Linked DNA regions of Homo sapiens: regions 1 and 3 are each linked to region 2. The links are chromatin loops, found by intact Hi-C in ENCODE. Cell type or tissue: chondrocyte. All regions are shown on one strand.

Evidence for each region. Hi-C counts contacts between places; a loop is a spot of excess contacts. Peaks named below come from ENCODE experiments on the same cell type or tissue, not always from the same donor. Only the 100,000 strongest peaks of a DNase experiment are listed, where the experiment ranks them.
Region 1: a loop joins it to region 2, with 2.5 times the contacts of the local background. A loop is called at or near these places in 7 of 110 quality-filtered maps.
Region 3: it touches region 2 in a loop (6-fold over the local background); 19 of 110 quality-filtered maps call a loop at or near these places.

What each region holds. Positions count from the first base shown.
Region 1 is chr4:95,121,364-95,129,363 of GRCh38, reverse strand. BMPR1B (bone morphogenetic protein receptor type 1B) reads right to left here. Exons shown (of 13, transcript NM_001203.3): 7 at 5,458-5,554; 8 at 4,243-4,381. Among named protein-coding and RNA genes, the nearest start is that of BMPR1B, 370 kb to the right of the region's middle. In chondrocyte, CTCF peaks have their summits at 4,042 and 4,256 (motif pointing right); no DNase peak of the experiment used is centred here.
Region 2 is chr4:94,754,044-94,762,043 of GRCh38, reverse strand. It overlaps BMPR1B (bone morphogenetic protein receptor type 1B), which reads right to left and starts at 4,089. Exons shown (of 13, transcript NM_001203.3): 1 at 3,976-4,089. BMPR1B-DT (BMPR1B divergent transcript) reads left to right here and starts at 4,511. Exons shown (of 3, transcript NR_121610.1): 1 at 4,511-4,650; 2 at 7,139-7,214. In chondrocyte, CTCF peaks have their summits at 4,280 and 5,370; a DNase peak (open chromatin) is centred at 3,763.
Region 3 is chr4:95,090,711-95,098,710 of GRCh38, reverse strand. All of the region lies in intron 3 of BMPR1B (bone morphogenetic protein receptor type 1B), which reads right to left. Among named protein-coding and RNA genes, the nearest start is that of BMPR1B, 340 kb to the right of the region's middle. In chondrocyte, CTCF peaks have their summits at 2,938 and 3,141 (motif pointing right); no DNase peak of the experiment used is centred here.

The DNA of each region.
Region 1 (8,000 bases), 370 kb before region 2:
TGAGACCAGACCAGGGAACGATAAACCAAGCTGCCGTCTGGGCAAAGAACAATACCAGAACTGGAATCCAGAGTTTAAACTCTGACTCCTTTAAAACCAGAGGAACTGAACCTAGGGCTTCAGCATTAAGCAGAGAGCATCAAATGGTACTAAATTTGCTATGGGTTGGTAGCATGCCAAGGCTCCTCATTACAAATGCTCTCTCTTGAGGAAACCATTTGCAGAATACTTTTCATGCCGTGACTATGGCGGGATAATAGTACTTTGAAGGAACTCTTGCCACCATACAACTTGATCATGGGTATAACATAAGAAATAAACTGTAATGCACTCCTGGGCTCACAGGGAAATAAAGGAAATATCCAAGAATGGGGAGGAAAAAGGAGAACAAAAAAAAATGGAGGGAGAGAAGAAAGAAAGAGAATGAGAGAAGATTATAGAGAATGAATTCTTTAGAACAAAGAAACAGTCACTATAAATGAGAGTCAACAGAAACAACCCAAGTAGATTTAACCTCTTCAGATTACATACTGGAATTCTGAGATACAGAATGCCAAGTAACTCTAAATGAAATGAAAATTGAATAAAAAATAAGCAAGAAAAGATTAATGGAAATTACATTTTTGTAATGAGACAGTTAATTGTCACAATAAAAAATGCAAAACAGGTAGACAAACCAGCATATTAGAGAGAAAAGTTAATAAGAGAAAGTAACAAGTTGGAGATAATATTATTTACCAAGCTCTAAGAGAGCTCTGAACAATATTATAAAGAGTGGAGTACAGACAAAGAGAATGAAAATATGAGTTAAGTGGCATTAAATTTAAATGTCTCTTTATATATGATCTTCATCACATCTGTACTTACAGTAAAATATTTGAAGAACTCTGATATCAATGGTTCCAAGATTGAAAGGGCTAAGCATCTATTACAATTTATATAATTTAGAGGACATAAGGAATCTAGCGTATAACTCTTATAACACCTGATCAGCAAACTGGAACGTATTCTTTGTAGAGATATACTTTACACCAATTAAAAACTTAAAGTTTTTCTTTTTGTACTTTTAAGAGCCATGCAATTACATTGGGCCACCCCAGATAATCCAGAATGATCTCATCTTATCGTCAGCAACCTTTGCTCACCTTTGTCATAGAACATAAAATTCTAGGGATTAGGTCTGGGCACGGTGGCTCATGCCTGTAATCCCAGCACTTTGGGAGGCTGTGGAGGGAGGATCCCTTGAGTCCAGGAGTTCAAGACCAGCCTGGGCAACATGGCAAAAACTCAGCTCTACAAATAATATGAAAATTAGCCAGGTGTGGTAGCACACACCCGTAGTGACAAGCTACTTGGGAGGCTGAGGTGGGAGGATCGCTTGAGCCTGGGAGGTCAAGGCTGTAATGAGACAAGATCGCACCACAACACTCCAGCCTAAGTGACAGAGTAAGACCTTGTCTTAAAAAAAAAAAAATCCTGGGGATTAGGGCATGAACATTTTGGGGGGACATTATATATTATATATTATTTATAATGAAGATTATAAATTTCGTAATTTATTAAAAAAGAACTGCTGATGTACCATGAAGCCACTGAAGCTTGATGGAAATAAGCAAGCAAGTTTATGTGTAATGCAGCCGTCCTCTCTTTAGGAGCCCTGTGCGCCATGAGACATCATGTTGAGTCCACTGTACTCCATTTCCAAACAAGGAAACAGGAGCAACATGGGCACCAGTTGGGAGCCAAATTCATACACAGGGAAATCACTCATTTGAGAGGAAACTTCCCACATTTATTAAAGAAAAATATTTAATTTACAGATCTTACAAAGCATTGCTCATGTAAGTCTATGGAGAATTTCCTAACATAAGCAGTTTTGCATCTGCTTTTTTTTCTAACGATAATACATTTTATAATTTAATTATAAGTTTTGACAGAATTGGCGATACTTGATAGAATAGGAACAACTTATCCCAAAGACAGAAAGTAAGCTATTATAACATGTAAGGACCTAAAAATATAACTTCAAAATTTTTTAACTGATTTATTTTAGTTTTTATTTGATTTAGCAAATGTTTCTGGTCCTTCTGTACCTAAACTTTAATTCTATATTACATTCTTAGATACCAACTTTTTAGATTGATTGTATAAATAAAATGCCTGTAAGATACAATGACTATAACTGTACTTTCAAAAAGATCACTATATTTCATGTACTCTGAGAATAACTGAATGTATAAGGAGTTATAAAGAATTATCACTATTCCAGGACTGTGAGAAGACATACACAGAACACACACACACACACACACACACACAGTCTTAATTCTTACAACAGCCCTACGATATTATTTCCTTTTAAAGTAGGAAAAAATTGACATTTTATGAAAAAGAAAAGATGCAAAATTAAAGGGCACGTATAAAGTCATTTGTTAAACACAAGGTCCAAGTATGTGGTTATATATAAGGCACTAATTTGCCCATTATGTTATTAAAATTAATAACAAATCAATGTTAAGATGAGGTATTCACTCACATATCAATATATGGAGAGAGAACTGTATACCTCTGCATTGTTTATCTTAATAACCAAATCTTAAAACCAGAAAATAAATCTGTAATAGAGACTTTTTCTTTATTGAACTGAGTTTTATAGAACCCTCCTTCCCATCCTACCGCCATCAAATGCACTTTCTTGTTTTATTTAACCAACATTTAGTTCACATCTCACTAATGTTAAGAGCACAGATCATCTGGGTTTGAATCCTGGCTTCTCCACGTACTAGCTAGCTGACCTATCTGGGCCTGTATCCCCTGATGTGTAATACAGGGTTATACTGATATTTCTGGTACTACCTTATAGGGTTGCTATGAGGACTAAATGAGAATTTGATTTAGTTTTAAAGGCCAATGTCTGGCCAGGATTGGAACCCAGACAATTTGGCTTGAGAATATATGCTTTTAATCATTATATGATGTGAGCCAAATATTATTTTTTGGTATCTGGATTATAGAAACAAGACAGTATTTTTATAGCTATTAAAAGTAGGAGCTGAAAGCTTTTTAAAAACAAATTATTGAACAGCGCCTATAATAAATCAGCCACTCTACTGGGGATAGAAAGTGAGCAAAATGTAACCTCTACCCCAAAGAGGACAGACTCCACCAAAAGACACAAGAACATTACCACTAATTATAACATTATTTTAAATGGCCATTATTAGTGCTAAAAATAAAATGTTATCACAGAAGATAAATAGACTGGCTTAGTCTGGGGTAACTGAGAAGTTGTCACAGAGGTAAAACATGAGGTAGGCCTTGAGCCATGAGTTGGAGTGATGTCCAGTAAAGAGATTACATTTGCAATGACGTGGATATATGTTGTATTTGAGAAACAATTACTCAAAGGTGATGCTAGAGCCCAGGCAGCATACTGGGAAGAGGTGGGAGGAGACGTCAGGAAGGCAGGTTGAGTTTATGTGCCACACATACCAAGCTGGGAAAGAAGACCTGCAAGCAGTATTGGGTATTAGGATATTTTACCCAGGACATAACAGTGCAAGATCAATGGTTTTGGAGAAAGAACTCCACAGTAATGGGAAAGATGAGTTTGAAGGCAAGAAACACTGGAAGAACTCAGTTTAAATTCCAAGAGCATCTAATTCATTAATACCAAAAGGGATTTTACTATTTGTACATCTCTTTTAGAAAAAAATAAGTGTAATACTATTGATTTTCAAATTGTATTTGCTCATATATTCTCTTCAAGGTTGGCAGTGCTGACCATCAGAAAATGAAGCTTCTCCTGAATGGAAAAGCCAGAACTTTACCCTGAAACATAAACCCCACAGCTGAAAAGCAACCCTCTTTCTTTGTAGAAATACTGAGAAGCCAGTTGGTTGTAATACTTTAGCCTTCAAAAGCCAGGCCAAAGTGCGGTAATGCTATCCTTATGGAAAACACAGGGAAGATGGTCCCGTGTTTAATGTTTTCTAATCTGCTCTTCATCAGAATGTCTGAGGGTCTGGATTGTAACCATACACCTACATTAAAAAACAATCACCTTACTCTCAATATGTCAAAATGTTATCAGGAAGCCCTGCAGCTGAGATCGGATGTCCAACAGACTGCATAGAGCTTTCTCCTTGTCCAGTGCCCTATTTCAGTAAGTGAAACCCCATATTCATTGACAGTTCTTTCAGAAAACATTTCCTTTAAATTCAAGATGTGTTCTTCTCATACCAGCAGAGGGAGGCCTGATCCACTTCCTGAGCTCTGAGACTGCTCAATTAAGTCTCTCAGGGATTCTCCAGGAGGAATGTAAGTTTCATCCTGTTCTAACCCAATGCTGTATCGAGGTCTGGTTTCTTGTCTTTTATACCTAAAGATGGATAGATGAAGATAATTTTAGATAATGAAATGCAATGATGGAGTAAAATATTGCAACTAAAATGGTAATCACAGCAGTTTTATTTTAGCACCTAAATATAATACATTAAATGCTTCATATTTTTTACTCTTAGTTATGGTTTCCCAAGTAAAACTCATTACTGTTTGGCTAACCTATTTTTTAAAATAAACTAAATAAACTACATATTTTTACTCAGTCTCAAGCATCTACAATTTTTCTTCTTTTATTTATTTCAAATTGCACATATCCAAGCAGACTACATTCTACTAGTGTTTCTAAATAGCTCCAATATTATTCCTTAAAATCTTTTCTAAGGTCCCTAATTAATTAAAGATGTAAATTTTGGGTGTACAAAAATCATTATAGCTAACTCTCTTATATAAGGTCATATCTAAAGAAATAATATAAATTTAATCTTTAAAAACTTTTTGTCAATACTTAAGTTTTCAATTAGAAATGAATTTATTTGAATCAATTAATCTGACCATTTGCAGAGTATCTCAAATGAGTAATAAATTAATCAAAAGGCAAATGACATAAATATCAAGGTCCTTAATATTTCACAATCTAGAACATAAGTTCATAGGCCATTAAAAAAATAGGAATTACCGAATTTAATATAATAAAGGACCTTATTTTAATGATTAATCTATAAATTATGTTTAAAATCTTTTAATAATCAGAAACGTTATAGCTTAGAAAATAAGGAATTTGAGCAACTCTTAAGTTCAACATGGCCATTTCTCTGCTTGGAATCAAACCTAAGTAACAACCAGTCTCTGAAGTCTCTAACTACCCTAGTTTCCCTAGGGATAAAATATTTATATGGGTAGTTTTGAAGTCTGAAGCAGAAATGAGATAGGTATCTATTTGTAACTTCATTAGGACAAATATTTATCAACAGTAACAGACATTTTCAGTTAACTATAAGATCTAATTAAGATAAATAAAGCTGTGGTGAGAAACACTAACAGGCAAAAGCAGAATATTAGTAAAAAGAAGACACTATAAATTAAAAATTTTGCATCTACATGTTAGAAACTTACCGGAAGTAACAAAATAATATGATAAGGACCAAGAGCAAACTACAGACAGTCACAGATATAAGTAAAGCCCTGTGGTGTATAGGTCCATCAACAAAATCTGAAATTAAAAAGAAAAAGAGCCATAATCAAGAGAATATTTTTACTTAAAAATAAGAAAGTAACTCTTTCCTAAAGGTACTTGCTAAGTATCACGCACAAAATGTGAAAGATCCTTTTCACATACCAATTAATTTTTTAAAAACCCATATATACTCAAAATTAAATAAGTTTGACTAGCGTGAATCATCCTTCACCTAGGCACTTAATCAAGAGCACACATTTCTTCCTGTCTGGAAGGAACAGGCTCGACACAGGATAAAACTACAGAAAGAACATCAACAAAGCTAAGTGGGTCTGTGCACCCACAATAGAAACAGGTAGTTCATCTTTATTACAGACGCAGCTCATGGGTTCATAGGCTCTTCTCATGTGGTCTCTGGAGTACTCTATACCATGAATTTGAATAAAAAAGCATCTATATAATTCATGGGACATAAAACATAACTCGTTGTATATAAAGTCATCTTATAGTGGATAAAAAGGAAGTGGACCCCTCAAATGTTGCCAAATAGAGAATATATGGTTGTGCGTTGTTTTAAACAAAAATGTGTTCAAAATCCATACTTTTTCTTAAACTGAATCATATTTTAAAAGAATGTATATGTTCCAGCCAAAGAATGTATGATACTTTTATACAACAAATTATTAAACACTACTCATTTTAACTCTAGTTCTTGACAAATCAGATTCCTCAAATTTTATATAAATGACTTAACTTTATACAATGTATATTCACTGACTTTAACCCCAAAGATTTCCATTCAAAGTACTTTATTTTTAATAATCATCCCAGGTAAATTTTACACGGGTGATTTCTGGGACATATTTTGAGGAAACTGACTTAAAACCAGGTGCACTTATATAGTAATACCATTAGTACCATTCTTATTAAAGGCACCATTTACCTTTGAGAGAGTGATTACTGTCATTTAATTTTAAAAGGTAGTATTGTAATTTATGACTTTGGATGCTATGGACAAGACGTTTTCCAACTGTACTATATACCTTTAACTATATGGCCACCTAAATATTTTGGCTGGGAATGTTCTTCCACTCAATGTAACTTTTTTTACTCAGAAGTATTATATGTTACATGAAGAAAAACTGAAAAGGATCAACTAACCAAAATAAAATAAAATCACTACCTCTTCAACACTCAGGAAAAATTACTGCTAACAGTATCATTTCAATAAAAATGTTCATAAGCAAAATATAATATATACTGATTTATAACTAGGTTGTTCTCATTTATAATACTGTGAACATTTTCCAGAACAACAAATATTTTTTTCTGCAACAGGATTTTTATATTGACACATAATTATAATATTTTAATACATACATAATGAACAGTGATCAGACAGCATATCCATCATCTCAAACACTTATCATTTCTTTGTGTTGGGAACATTCAGTGTCCTCCCACCTATTTGAAATTATTTATTATTGCAACATGACTTTTTTTTTTTTTTGATACAGGATCTTCCTCTGTGGCCGAGGCTGGAGTGCAGTGGCACAATCTCAGCTTACTGCAACCTCTGCCTTCTGGGTTCAAGCGATTCTGTGCCTCAGCACCCTGAGTAGTTGAGATCACAGGTACGAGCCACCACGCCCCACTTATTTTTGTATGCTTAGCAGAGATGGCTTTTTGCCACGTTGGCCCGGCTGGTCTCAAACTCCTGGCCTCAAGCGATCCTCGGTCTCCCAAAGTGCTGGGATTACAGGCGTGAACCACTGTGCCCAGCTACAACCTGACTTTTAAAGACTAAACTGTATTATACATAAAATCATCCTAATTAGAAAGTGAATCTTCTGTCATACATTCAGGAGATTCTAAAGATTCTGCCATAAGGCTTCTTTGTTATACACAATTCTGTAATAAACACTCTTACACATACATCTTTGCACATGCTAATGATTATTTCCTTAATAAGATTCCCAGAAGTAGGTGTGTTAGTTCATAAGATATATATTTTAAGTCTTTTCATACATATTGTCAAATATTCTTTTTAAAAGGTAACAGTAATTTCTATTTTACCATCAATGTGAACAAAGATTTTAATTATTTTGAAATAATTTCACCCTTACAGAAAAAAAATAAGAAAAAAGAATTCCAATGTGCCCTTCACCTAGATTTCTCATTGTTAACATTTCATCATTTTAAAAATAATTATCTTGCCTTCTCAATGCCTCTCTCTCTCAATATTTATGTATAATATGCATACATACATTTGCATTCAAATTTTTTATTTGTTTACTTATTTGTGTGTCTGTATTATTTTTGGATCATTTAAAGTTTTAGACATAATGCCACTATCCACTTATAAATACTTCAGAGGGTACTTCCTAAGAACAAGGATACTATCTTACTAAACAATAATGTGCTCAAAGGGTTAATGCACAGCCCCGTGATGCGCTTATTTCACACTGCATGCCCAGATCAA
Region 2 (8,000 bases):
GAAATAACATAACAAAATGTCCTTTTTGTCTACTCCTAAATCTTGGCTTCTCTCTGTACTCTATGCCTAAAAAGTTTTATTTTCACTCAATTTAAGTTATTAAGTCATATAAGCGACTTTTTAATCTACCTTTCTAGCCGCAACCCCTCCTTTCCCTGAATTCTGGCCTGCCTATACATATCTCAACAATTCTACTTCAGTTTCTGCCATCATATAAAATTCAGCATATGGAAACCTGAAATTATTAATAGTATCTCTAAGGCAAAATCAGTTTTTCCTTCTGTCTTTAATACTTTCACCAACCATCCTCTGAATACCCATATTTAAAAGCTAAAAATGATCTTGATTATGAAATTCAAGAACTGGAAGAGGGACTGGAGGACAACAAGTAAAGTGGTCTTCAAGTTTTTTTAAAGCTGTGTTAGCCTTTTTTAAAACAAAAGCTTACCAGGAAGTCTGATATGTAAAACAGATGAATTTGCAGTTGTTCTGGGAGTTAAACTGGTAGTCTCTGAAGAAAACTTCAAAAAGAACCACTAATCTGGTCCAAACTTCCTTTTTCTTCTCCCTAACCCCCTTCAACACACACACACACACACACACACACACACACACACACACACACACAGAATTATACAGCGGAAAATGTAAGTCCAGAGAGCTTAAATCTTCTTTGCAGGTAAGAAATAGTAATTCTGCCCAACACAGTTATCACCCAGAACAATGCCTACCACATAGAAATAATTTAGGAGTCAAGGTTCTTAAAGATCGGTGTTACCTCCATGCTTACATGCATCAGAAATGATTATCAGTTATTGCAAAGTGATACATTTCATGCACGGCTTTTATTGGATGACATGAAAAGAAATCTTCAGAGTTTAGAGTAAAACTTACAGCTTCTAATTATAGACATATTTACCCACTTCTAGTGAAAGAAGTCAAACATGAGTCCAGTGAAAAGAATTGTGGCACCGTGAAAAAAGTAAAGTCTCAATTCCATAGCCATCCTAGCCTCACTTTCTATTTCTGAGCATGGTTTTTCAAACTCTCTGGGCCTCATCCTCTTCATCTTTAATATTATTAATGTGTGTGATGACATGCTAAGACTCTTTCAATCCTAAGTCTATGATCTGCTATTACACTATTCTTAAGTATTTTCCTTGAGCTACTGCATCCACAAAGAATCAGTATCACAAGTTAGAGGTAATTTGGAAAAGAACCAATCGTCCTACAAGGATTTCTTGAGTATCTATCACATACCAGGTACTGTGCTGGGCATCTGAAATTCAGAGAAAAAGAAACAAGGGACACTATCTCACCTCAATGAGATAACAGTCCAACAAGGAAGCGCCAAGCAAGTAACCATACAGCACAGAGGTGGACACCGAAAGAGGGGCACTCAGAAGCCTGAGAGGCAGAGGCAGTGGTGAGGGGGCTTCTGAAAATCAGGAAGGCTCTGCTAGGTTGGAGTAGGTGACAACTGACTTTAGATTTGGATGATAAATACGATTTGAGTGCTCAGAAAGAGCTGGAGGAGGTGCTATATGTGGCAAAAGATAAGCACATTTTAAACTGCCTTATACTTTTAAACAAATAATAATAAATCAGCATTTACTGTAATAAAAATACTTTATCAGGCCATCTCACACAGTTCCCAAAGCTTATGAGGAAAAATTTAAGTCAATTTCCTTTTAATAAATATTATTTAACGACTGGAACATTTAGAGAAACATACATAAGCAGGCCGTGGCAGCACGTCACTCAGGGACAATAATCTAACAGGGAATTTCAGACAACCTAGCCTAGACTAAATGCTGGGCAGCACCTGGCAGACAAGGTGGCAAAGCCCCTATAAATAGTGATGATTCACTAACATGACATAAATCAAGATTTTAACTCACCAAAAACTAACATTTTGATTTAAAAACACAAATCAGTGCCATTAAAATTCATCAGCGGCCCCTAGCACATGAGTAATGAGATCATATCAACTTATATCATGTAACTAAAAGGAAAAGGTGGTTTTCTAAATGGTAATTCAGATTGGACAAATAACACACTGTATCAAGTTTTGTAGCTCTAGGCCATATTTTGCTAAACACAAAGGTACATTATGCATGACTAAAGAAAACAGTGAAAATCAGAGCAATTAATTTCCCAGCTATGTTTCCCATAAAAAGACATCACTACTATGATCTGCTTATAACACAAACTTTTTTGCATTGCACAATGATCTAAGTGTGTAATAACTTACATATTTCACTAAGATGTAACATCCTTCAAAACATCCTTATAATGAAAGTTTTCCAAAAACATTATTGATCACCGGCATGTCTCATGTTTTAAAATTACTGACGAATCCTTTACTATTTTCTTTACAGCTAGAAATAATTCTTCTTGATCACTAGAGTGTAAAGGGGTATAAAGTACAAAGACTGAATATTTTCTTAAATACTAACATCCCAGTTGACACAGGACATTTCCCATAACTTGCCCAAAACAATAATTAGGAGAGTTGTCACTGGAATCCTAAAAATATATGTAAGAAAACAGAGATTCGTTGGCATCAATTTAGCACAGCAAGAGATTTCCATTAAGTGCTTTTTCAAATTATTTGCAAACACTTTTTAGCTGAACCCTCTCATTTCCAGTGGAGCCTTTTATGTTTCTTTGCAGAACTCAAGAACCTTTTCTCAGGTGGCTCTGCTTTGCTGCAGGTAAGTTTGGTATTAACACATTTTCTTTATCTGTTGGAGGTAGTGAAACGGCTCTCTTCCTCCGTTGTCTTTCACTGGCACCTTTGTGGCCGCTCGTAGTCACTGACCTCACCTTGCTGGAAAGGTGGCTAAGAAAAGAGCAGTTTCTAATAACTCAAGGGAACTGCAGCGTTTCCATTCAGAACAAACAGCAGGACCCAGCTGGAGGGGTGCAGCTCTAAAGAAGTAAGACCCGCACCACAGCGGACAACTTCCAGAGGCTCTTCTCCAACACCGCCAAACACAGGCGGAAACACGGAGCCTGGACAGAAAGAGGGACGAGCAGAGAGATGGGCGCAGAGAGCAAGAGACAGGGGAGCCAGGAAGACCGGGAGCGAAAGCCTCTTGAGAGAGAGAGAGAGACCAAAAGATTGTGCGAAAGTGACAGAGGGAAGAGGATGAAGGGACAGAGGAGGGACACACTGGGAGAGCCAGAGCAGGCGGTGGGGAGAGGGAGACAGACGCACGGAAGGAAAGAGAGACCGGGGGGAGAGGCAAAGGATAGCAATAAGGAGAGGAAGGGAGAAAGGAAGAAAAGGGAGAGAATGAAAGACCCAGAACTTGAGAGAGAGGCATAGAGAGAGAGAAGCAGGAGAGAGAGGAGAAGAGACAGGCAACTGAAGCAGAGACGGAGCCCAGTCCAAGGCGCCGGGACCAGCCCGCTGCGCACTTTCCCCCACGGCAAGGCTGGGTCTCGGGAGGCGTCCGGGGCAGGTGGGTGCCTGCGGGTCCCGCCTGGGCTGGCCCTGGGCCCCCGCCCCGCCGGGCTCCCTCCCATTTCCCGGATTCCGCGACTGCCCTCAGCTCGCCCTCCCGCCCCATCCCTCCGCTCGCAGGTCCGACTCCCTGCCTTGGGGCGTCCCTACAGCCCGAAGCACGTGTCCCGCCCGCCGCCGCCGCTGCCCCGACTCCTCGCCTGCGCAGGCACGAGGCCTCGGGGTCCCGGCAGAGCCGCCCGCGCACAAAGCCGAGGCGGCCACCGCCTGACCCCCTCCCCGCCGCCGCCACCGCCCCACGGCCGCGCAGCCCGCCCTCGCTCTCGCCCTCTCCCTCGCGCGCTCCGTCCTGCCTAGGGCGACCGCCGCCCAGCTCCGCACCCAGCCGCTACCCGTCCCGCGCCGCCCCTCGCTCTGCCCGGCTCTCGCCGGCTCGGCCGCCTCCCGCGCGCTCGGGAACTCGGCCACCCGCAGGGGACGGGGCCCCGCCGCGCGCGCCTTACCCGCGGCTGCGCTCCCGGCTCCCGCGTCCTCAGCGCCGCGGTCTCCGCACTGCCCGGCGTCCCGCGAGGCCCCGCCGACTCCGCGCCCCGCGCCCGGCTGCGCCGTCAACTTCTGGCCGCCGCGGCCGCTCCGCCGCCGCCGCCGCCGCCACCGCGGGACTTTTTTTTTTTTTTTTTTTTTTTTTCCCTCTCGCTCCTCGGCTGCCTCTGGAATTTTTTTTTTTCACTTGCCCTCTCCAGCTCCCACTAGTGATTGGAGACTGAGAGCCAAGTACTTAGCGGAGGGATTACACTTCTCAACGCACTTGGAGCGGCCCCAGCGCCGCCGCCTGTGTGCGGAGTGCGGAGCCGACTTGGGGAGCGGCGGGGTGCGGGCCGGAGGCAGCCCGGGTACAGGGGTGCGCTTCCCAAGCCCCGTCCGCTGCTCAGAGCATCCCCAAGATTTCCCTCATGGGTCCTGTCCTGGTTGTTTAAGAAGGTTTCCAGAAAACCTCCTGGTTTGAAGAACAAAGATTCGTGGAATTATTGTACCTTGAGAGCTGGAAAGGGCTCGCAGAGATGATATAATGTCGTGGATTTCAACTTTTCGGGGCCATAGACACTTTTCAGAAATTGATAAAACGTTGACACACCTTGTAAAAAATGAACACATTAAAATTAAGCCTGCAGTTTGAGGTGGGGGTTTTAAGAATCTTGAAATATATACAGTTGAGCGTCCAAGGGAAATGAAATATTTCCCTTCTACATATTTTTTGAAACCGTTAAACGAAAACAACCACCAAAAAATTAAAAATAAAAAAATAAAACCCAAAAGAGAAAACCCATTCCATTTGTATTTGATGACAGTTTACAGTTAGTCGTGTTTCTTTTGGAAAAGTATGTAACGTCTTATACTTTGTGGTCTCCTTGCTAAGTCTTTAAGTGTTGAAACACTTTCTAAGTGGGTAAATATAAAGTAAGCTAGTTCACAGTCAGAAATTTGGGGAGAATAGTTAACCTCTTTAAAATCAGCCATTTTGCCAACTCTATTTCCCAGGGAGATATCTCGTGACTTCCAAATACTCTTTTCCTTTCAATACCTTTCAGCTTCCCACTCTCCAGCATTACTTATTTTCTCCTTCTGTAAAATTTTTTTCCTCCAAAATATTGACAAACAGTCTCTGGTCACCACCAAGTGTGTGATCTAAGTCATTTTTTTTTTTAACAGTTTTTCACCCTGAAGTAACTTTCTTCCAATTTTCTTCATATCTATTTCTATATTCAATTCTTAGCCTACTATTTTCTTTCAACTACTCCCTTTTCTTAAATTGTTTCTATTAAATCTTTTTTAAACATTAAATGTAATCTTTTTGCACTTATCAATAAAAAATTCATTTGTGTATCAATTTATTTTATGCAGCTTGCACTTAAAGCAGGCGGTGCCCCCAGTGTTTATTGAGTGTATGAAGATGTGGTCATGTTTTTTCTATAAAAGCAATGTTAGAGTCTCCACAAAGGTCTTTTTGCCCCATGATATATCTGCATTGTGATTTCTAATGCCAAACTGGAAGAAGAAAGGTATCTGAAAGAAAATTTCCAAAACAAGTGAAATTAGTCATTGACATCATCTGACCTTCCTTATTCAACCACTGTTCCAGTCCCCAGTACCAGTACTCATCCTCTTGCCCCAAGAATTCCAAGATAAAATCCATTCATTTTACTCTCATCCCAATTCTTCTCTGATACCCTCACTCCCACCCCTTCCCTTTTCCACCTCCTTTCTTTCAAAACAATAAAGCATATGACTACCTAAATTACCTTCTACCTGGTCCTCAATCCAATTTTTCATCATCTCCATCCTCATATTAACTAAGTGTTTTGTGGGGAGAAGGGGGCTTGAAGACACGGAAATTATAACTTCTACACCATTAAAATAAAAGACAAAGCAAGGAATTATGAGCTATTATGTAATTAACTAAAAATAATAAATTATCGAAAATGAAATGTGAGTTTAGAAATATGAGTTTTAAATATTGAAAATAAGATACCAAATTATAATTCATTACAGAGCTTATGATTGTATACATAGAAAAGCTTAGAGAATTTACTGGAAATCCATAGAACTAAAAATGTAATGTGTTGATCATTGTCAATATCTCATCAACATTAAGCAAGTTTAAAGAGGAAAGAAACCTGATTGAATCTATCCTTTCTACTGTGTGAATTACTGATAATTTGTATTTGACAGCTGTATAATCTCCCTTAGAATTGGAGCACTCATAAACTGCAGTGAAATAAAGCAGACATTATGCAGAATGTTTTGGAGCTAGTGGTATTGTCACCTGTATCTTTTCAGAAGTTGCACTAAGGATTATCTTTCCTTGGCTTAACTCCTCCATTCAGCAAATATCCTTCAGAGAATCTGCTGGGTATAAGATACTGATTCAGGGAATACAGGCATCTCTGGATAGAGAAGACACAGATTCCACTTCAATCAACTTGCAGACAAGGAGACAGATTTTTTTAAATACCTTGTTTAAATATATTTTTTAAAATTCCAAATCAGAGAACAAAGGAAATTCCTGTAGGTCTTTGGGATGAAAAAAAAAAAGCACTCCAGGTGGGAGAAAATGGGGTACAGGGGAAACTGTGTTTGAGGTGGGCCTTAGATGGTAACATTTCTGTAAGCAGGAATGGGGAGCCTTGGAAAGAAGCTATTCAAAAATCAACATTTTTGAGTGCCTATGACAAACCAAGTCCTGGTATTTGAGAGGCAAACTCTGTCCATTCCTTCTTGAAACTCATAATACAGAAGAAACAAGATACTTAAAAAATATATAGAACTTTCTATGAGAAGTGCATTAATGCATGAACACACAATTTTTGGAGCATAGAAAAATGAACTATTCTGCCTAGAAATCTCAGGAAAACCTTCCTAGAGTAGTCACATTTCATAAGGGTCCTGAAGGATCTTTAGAGATCAAAGCGGGGCTAGAAAGAGAATAAACATCCTAAGCAAGGAGAACCCTATGAAAAAGCATGGCGTGTTTAGAGAACAGCTGGTATCTCAGTGCTGCTATCCAAGTGATGAGGAGAAGGTGCAGCAGATGACTCTCTTAGGCTAAGCAGGGTTCAGAAATAACCTTCTCAAACATACTAATGAAATTGATTTTTTCCTTATTAGGTAATGGAGAAGCACTGGAGATTTGTAAGCCACGGAGTCAAATGGTGGACTGGGATTTTCAGGAGATCATTTAGAGGTACCTGGAGAGGGAGAAATGAAAGCACAAAACTAATTAAGGGTCTGTCATTGAAAGAAGGAATACTTGAACCAAGACAATGGTGTAACTACCAAGACAGCAGACTCAAAAGACACTTCCTATATTGCTAACTGTAGCCTTGGATTTTGGTGCCTTTAAAGGCCATAGGAGCCAGATGTGGTGGCATATGCATGTAGTCACAGATACTCAGAGGCAGAGGTGGGAGGATCCCTTGAGTTCAAGACCAGCCTGAGCAACATAGTGAGACCCCCACATGCCCACACCATATCTAAATAAATAAATAAGTAAATAGAGACCACTGGGGGGAGAAGAATAGAAAGGAGGGGCTTCATTGGGTGCATGACAAATTTTAGCAAAAGCAAGATTTTTTTCCCCTCTGCTTCTACATAAGGAAACCAGGGCAGTGTATATAGGACTCTCAAACACTTGCAGGCATATTTCCCATTAAGAAAGACATTTGCCCAGGCCCACTGGAATTGAACTATTTGGGGAATTTATAAGTAGAGAAATAGGACAGACCTGGGGACACAGCTTGCTTCTATGCTGTCAGCCTCCCCTTCTCCTTCCTCTTCATGGATATCCTCACTCCTACCACTTTCCTTTTCCACCCCCCTCTTCTCTCAAAACTGAAGGTAAAGGATTTGACCACCATTAATATATTGTCATAAATCAAGGCATACAATGCTAAGTAACATTCTAGAACATGTGCTTTTAAACTATTTCTCTCTAATTGTGGAATAAAAGTCTGCCTCTTTTCAGGTATGG
Region 3 (8,000 bases), 340 kb before region 2:
TAATGTGTAAGTTAACAGATATAAGGCAAGGCGGAAGAGAAGCAGCAGCAGAATGAACCTGGGGAGACTCACCTTAAACGCTAAGAAAACCATGAAAAAGAAAGATGGTAAGATGCACATGTACCCTAAAACTTAAAGTATAATAAAAATAAATAAATAAGTAAAAATAAAAGCCACAAAAAAAAAGATCTTCATGTGTACTCCACATTTGAGAAAAGGGCCAATGAGAAACTGCACTGTTTTATCTAACTTTATAATTATGCAAAGGTATTTATACAAGGATCACTTTAATATCAAGTCATACTGAAGTTGTACAAAATCCAGCCTCACAGACACAAGTCAGGCATTCTGGATCATAAACAAGACAGAACATATCAGCTATGACATTAAAAAGGTAATTACATGCATATATAGAAATAATCATTTTATGAAAATATGAATTTGCCTGGTAATTATGATGCTGAAATAATAAATAGAAGAAAAGACAAATGACATGTATTCATAATAAATGTAAACATCAAGATGACTAACAAACATCCAGTGGATTAGCAATAATGAAGATATATCCCAAATATCAGATATCTGATTAAAATAACATATAAGAATGTACTTTCTCACATTTTATTATATTAGTATCCTAATATACTAGGCAGCCATCAAAAGAGATAAAAGATACATTTAGTTGACTCATATAAATATTTATTAATGAAATCCTCATTTTACTTGATTTTGTTTTAGTTTTATAAAAAATGATAACCCTTGAAAACAACTGGAAGGTATCTAACCATTAAAAAAATTAAATGTAATTTAGTACATTCTGTTTACTAAATCAATAGAGTAAAATCTACAAAAAAGTTTTTCACCAAAGAAAGTCAGGCTGGGCGCGGTGGCTTACACTTGTAATCCCAGCACTTTAGGAGGTTGAGGAGGTCGGATCATGAGGTCAAGAGATGGAGACCATCCTGGCCAACATGGTGAGACCCTGTCTCTACTAAAAATACAAAAATTAGCTGGGCATGGTGGCACATGCCTGTAGTCCCAGCTACTTGGGAGGCTGAGGCAGGAGAATCACTTGAACCCAGGAGGTGGAGGTTGCAGTGAGCTGAGATCACACCACTGCACTCCAGCCTGGCGACAGATCGAGACTCTGTCTCAACAAAAAAAAGAAAGAAAGAAAGAAAGTCAAATAGTGAATAGTTTCTAGTTAATTGTAAAGCAAATGTCAACAAAATTGATTATTTCTTCCCAAATGCATTTTAAATAATTATAGGCTTTCAATAAATATTTAAAAACAGAATCATGAATAAACCTGACAGAAAATATAAAGAAAAAAACAGAGAAAAATTACCCTTTCAGGAAATTTCTCAGGAATAAATACTATATCAAATAAGTCACTCGTTAAGAGCCCATTCCATTTTGCCATTTTTTTCTTTTATTCCTTTGTCCCTCCCTCCCCTCTCTTCTCTCTTCTTCCCTCTTTCTCTAATAACTGATCTTTAAAACAGTGTAAATCCAGACACTACACATGTGTGGTTCACTTAGCTTGTGACGTATAGTTACATATATATTAGTTATATATAAATTAATATATAAATTATAGTTTTATATATAACTATATGTAAATATATATAACTATATGTAAATATATAACTATATACAGTTATGTATATAACTATATTATATAAACTATATATAATATACAATTTATATCATATACTATATATTAAACTATATAACTATATATAATAAAGTTATATAACTTTAGTTACATATATTTAATTTGATTTAATATATATTTAAATTTAATTGAATATATATGTTTAAATTAAATATATATATAACTATAGTTATATATTTATATACCTATATATTTATATATAAATATAAATATATTTATATTTATATATTCTATATATAGATATATAGTTATATATAACTATACATAGTTATATATAACTATATATAGTTATATATAACTATATATAGTTATATATGCCTCTATATAATTATATAGTTATATATATAGTTTAGTTTACTAACTAAATTATCATGATAATAAAAAGTAAGGCTTTTGGAAGCCACTCTAAAATTGGTTCTCATTTTTCAGAGGATCGTTGGATTTTTGGCGTGCAAATAAACAATAGAATTATTTTCACAGGATGTTTGTGTGTTACTGAATCACGACTAAATTATATTCCTTATGATTCTTATAAGGAATAATACAAAAATAGAATATTAAGAATATTTCTTTAGAAATAGATTTACAGATTTTTCAGGCAAATCAATCAAATTTCATGAAATTACCTAACTATCAGAATGCAATATTGTGACTTCCATTCAATTACAAGGACTAAAAAGGAAGTTATTTTTCTTGAATATCCTGAATATCTTTTCTGGAAAATATATTGCAGTTATATACATGTTTTTAGCTATGTACATGTTTTCTATGGAATCTCTTGTAGTAGGAAATAAGGTAGAGTTATAATTTCTTTAAAGTATTTAATTGAAAACAGTGGACAATAATGAGCTGGAAGCCTCATATAAACACTGTAAAATAACTTCTTTAATGTATATAACTTAATCAGTTCCTTATTTTAAAAATATTTCTATATTATTTTATATTATTATATACTCATATACGTGATTTTTGCAGAAAAAACAAAATGCAGAACAAAAGTAAAATGTAAAAAAAATTTCATACTATTACATATCAAGAGTACAATGTTACAAAAATTAAATTTTATCTTCAAAATTAATCCATTACATCCTAAAGTGTGTTTTAACTGTATTTAGTTTTAGTAATATTCTTATGAGTTCAAAAATATCATAAATAAAAAATTTTTAATTTGTGATATAAAGGACTGTTTTATGTCATAGTCAAAAGGGTATCAAAATCCACTGCCACATTTAAATGCAGAGAGAAAAATCTGTATGAACAGTAGAGAAAATTCAAGTAATATTAAATTCAATATGTAATGCACTTAGAAATGGATATGAGACTTTAAAATTCATTAAAAAGTGACATATAATCATTTTGTGTCATACAAGGTCTACTAATAATCTATCTTCCTTTATCTTTTTCATTTTTAAACTCTTTGAATATCACAAAACTTAACCAAATGTTGATTCTCATCACTGTTCTTCACCTTCTACACCAGAGGGCAGGCAGGGGCAAGAAGAGAAATTGAAATTCATATTACACAAGTTTGCACTTTAAATGTCCAGGGTAAAGAGGTTAGTGGAAGAAAAATTTTAAAGTACTGAACTGGCTAGCAACAACTTTGGGAATGACCCATCCTACAGCTATTTGTACCGTTATGATAACAAATAATGCAAATCAATGCCCATTTTCTTTCTTAACCAAAACTAGTTTAAATACTCACAGTTTTTTTAAGAGTCTATTTCACACAGGAATAAAACTCTGATTAGAGCTTTAAAACAATATTAATTTTTAAAATAACTTTGTGACATCAGATAGTTTAATCGCTAATTTTTATTTTCAACACTTAAACCTTGAATCATTTAACTCAATTCACTGTCTAAATTTTTCAACTCTAAAGGCCTGAGTTTCATTTTCATCACCTAACCATTTTTCCTTATACTAAAGTACTTTCAAATAAATCATTTTCTATGCTCTTTGCAGCAAAAAATTTAGGAAAAAAAAATTATATATATATACACTAAATAATTAATAAAAAGTTGGGACATATGCCTAAACTTTTCTGGAAAGTAACAAAATATAAATACAATTTTTATTAAAAAATACCAGAGCAAAATCATATGTAGGGAAAGAACAGATTTTCTAATATTAACTGTGATGTTACCTACACAGGAATCTTTCTCCTTCAACAGACAGAAATCAGATAAAAGATAAGGGAAGATGTTGGTGCTAAATTTCTGGACATGCTATGCAGGAGTGAAATGTCAGATGACAAAGCAATATCAGGTATGGTCACTGAGCAGTGGAGCTAGACTTGATGACGATGTAGGGTAAAATAGACAAATGGGTTCAAACTCGAGCTCAGCTACTTAAATGGCTTAGCAAGTGACTTAACTAACTTCCTTATAGAAGACGTGGAGAGTAGCAGTACTCACTGGTTGCAGTGGGGTGGAGGAGAAATCCACATAAAGCATCAACTATGGTTCTTTGCACATAGTAATTGTCAATAATAATAAATTGTTGTTTTATGTGCTGCTGACTCTTACTATTATTCAGTTTTCTCTTCCTTTTCCCTACTCCTTTATCTCCCGTTTCTATTTGTCTTCCTTTCCTTTTCTCCCCTATTATCTTTTCCCCTTCCTGGCTCTCCTCTTCCTCAATTCCTCTTTCTTTTGCTTCATTTTACTGCCTTTTACTTTTCCTTCCTTTCTAGATTAATCACGGTGAGCAAAGAGTCTATAAAAATATAAGGTTTTCAGCTTAAGAAACATACTGAAAGTTTGTTCAAGGATGACTAAAATATTCTTATTTTCTTTCATCTCTTGGTACATTGATTCATTTAGCAAATAATCATTAAATCCATTTACATAACACAATGACCCAGAGTACTTGACGGTGTCCTCAATAAAATAACAATCTTGCTTGTAAGACAAATCAGCTACACGTGGAACACTGTGAGACAAATCAACTACATATGGAAAGCCGAAATACATATAGGAAAACAATAAAAGAGATGTCACAATGCCACATAATTGCCAAATTAAGTCCTAGACAGGAGTGCATAAGAGGGAAGATTACTTTGTGTGTGGCAGTAATCAACCAGTATCTTTTATGGAAACCATAACCACCAAAACCAGGGATATTGCCAGTTTTTAATTTCAGCCACTCATGGTCAACACTAATGAGTAGGTTAAGAGACACACTAATTTTAAATATAACTGCTGGCTCTTTCTAGAAACCAGGGCTTCATAAAATATTTGTGAGTGTTTCTATTCACTGACATTGTTTCTCTTTTCACCATACTCACACATCGACATTACACATCACCCGGGTTATGATGGATAATCATGTTTTCAACATTTTCACATCAGAAAAACCCTGCCAAGAGACCTATAAAAGCTTCAATCACTCAAACATTTTATGTGATACCAGACTATGACATAAAAAAACATAAGAAGAGTAAATATGACATACAAGTCAACAGACAACACCAGACTATGACATAAAAAAATCATAAGAAGAGTAAATATGACATACAAGTCAACAGACAACACAAACATTTATATTCATTTGTTTTCCAGGTAATTGACATAGAATTATAAACCTCAGCAGACATAGAATTATAAACCTCAGCAGGAATAGTAATTATGATAGTAATAAAAATTCTTTGGACATCATAATTACACTCTTTAAATTTAAAACAATAGCTAGCCTTTCCCTTAGGTTTTACTCTGCTTTTGAATTTAGAGAAACTCAATCAAAATGTTTATATAAATTAAAAACCTTTGAAAAATCTCTAAAACACAACTTGTTTATAAGTATTTTTAATAAAAGCAACAATATAAGAACAAAATTAACTTGACAAGCAAGTAACCATGATTTAAAAATATGCAACATCAAACTGAAGCCACTGTCACAAAATAGCATAATCTCAGCCGATAGAATGATTAAAAATTAAAAATGACTTTGTATTTTAAAATATTTAATGTGTCAATTCAGCTCCACATTGTTAGAAAAGAAACTGAACCGTGGTCTCTTTGACAATAATGTCAGAGTCAACTAGAACTTGGCAGATTTCCAAGCCAGGAGCTATGGTTTTATTCAGCAGTTTCTATGAATGCTCTGCTTCACAGAGTTCCGAAGCTAATCAAAGTAGATGTTCAACTTGCCTCCACACCAAAAATTACTCTGCAGCTTTGCAAAGCACTCCCAAGACAGCCTAGTGTATAAAACTATTTTATAGATGCATATATGTAAAGGGAAGTGACAATGAAGTCAGACAAACCAGAAACCAAATCACCGTGTTTGTGCTATTCTTTTTCCCCAAAGAAAAAACCTGGAAAACATTTAGAACCTCTCTGCTCCTAATCCTTACCATACCCTCTAATAGGAAAACTGTTAAAGGTAACCTTAGCTATTACTGACTTTAAAATATTCAAATATATTGCTAGTTCAAATATTTAAATATTTGAGGTATAAAATATAGTATATATATTTCAAGCTAAACACTATTATCAACTATTATCATCACCAATGAGTTTAAAGGTCTATCTCTGGTGAAACAATATGGAATAATGATCACCAGGAATAAAATGAATAAGAATGCAATGTAAACATTAGAAAGCCATCATAGTTTTAAGAGAACAAACTGTAAACCAAAGAAAACTGTTTAAAATCTGCAGTGCCACCCATGTGCTTTTACACTTATCTGTTGTGCGTCACAGAAAAATTTTCTAAGATAGCTACCAAAAATGATATGAATTACTAAAATATACTTGCCCTCACTTCTCCAAATGTACACTTTATCATGCCAAAACAATTTATATCCTTCCTGGTAAAAAATAAATATCTTAGCAACTATATTTTTGAAACATTCATTTGATCTAACATCTAAATCATTACATTTATACTTTAAAGAATCATTTTGCATTTTTTAAAACTCATACTTGCAAGAAAGAAACCTAGACCTTTATAACCTATGAATTTAGAAGTGTATAGTTGATACATTAATAGTAAAAGAATTCACAACATCAAAAACTATAAAAAATTTAACCACAAGACCTTTATACAACCACAACACTTGATTTTAACCTTGACAGTGTTGAAAATGTGTAGGGGCAAACACGCACTCACACATAACACAAAAGTTAAAATAATACATATAAGAACATCATTAATTTAAAAGTAAGCTAAATTATACACTACCAGAAGAGTTCGGCTACATGGTATTTTCTTGCCATGTAATTTTTTTAGACAAAATTTTTGATCCCCTTGAATTAGTCTATTTCACCATCTATGCCAAAAAAGGCTAAGTTCTAACAGCTTTTATTGTGCCAGAATTGGCTTTACTCATCTTGCTTACATTTTTTGGAGGGAAAAAAAAAACAGTCTCTGTGAGATATAAAGCTTCTCCCACTACTCACTTTTGATTTCTGTACGCTTGATATATGGTTGCCAGGCTCCCTAGGATGAGAGACATGAGGAGGAGGCACAGAATTGCTAGGGGTTTCCACTAAAAAGCCCAGCACCGTAGGCAGCACTAATCCTGCACCTGTGATATGTTATTCAGCAGTTAAGAAATGCAGCCCAGACTGTGGTTGCCTAATACAGCTCAGCTGTTTTTCTCAGTAGTCCCTTTGATTATAAGCTGGCAAGAGACATTATTCCGGTCAAGCAATGAGCTATGTTCAGGACCCATGGCATATGACAGTGGAAAGGTAAAAAAGAAAAGAAACCTAGGAGTCAAAAACAAAACAAAACAAAACAAAACAAAAAAAAAAGAAAAGAAAAAAAGAAAGAAAAGAAAAAGGAAAAAGAATGAAAAAAATGTCACTGACCACAGTGTGTTATGTAACATTTCCAGATGGTTAAAAGCTACCTCTGCGTCTATGCAAGGCAGAAAAATATCTAGAATTCATCATTTAAATATCTAGAAATCTATCTTTATAATATCCTTTGACATTCAGAATGCTATTTCAATATGCAATGTCTTAAGTTTATCTTAAGAGAATCTCAATTTCACAAACCAATCAACTACACAAACATTTAGAAATCTTTCATTAAAGAGGTTTACCTTTACTAAATGTCAAATTCCTTTTAAAATTTGGAAAATTTCAAAATGTTTGGAAAACTGAAGACCAAATGAATACCATTATTTCTATCTTTTTATTAAATCTACCATATCATTTGACTTGATTCATTAAAAATTTGATATAAAATTTATATTTGAGACACAGCTATCCTATTCATCATATATGGTTAAAACAGAATGAAATATTTATTAGAGTCAAGTTAAAGCCTCTAACTAGTCCATATTGATTTAAGAGATATTTGTCATACA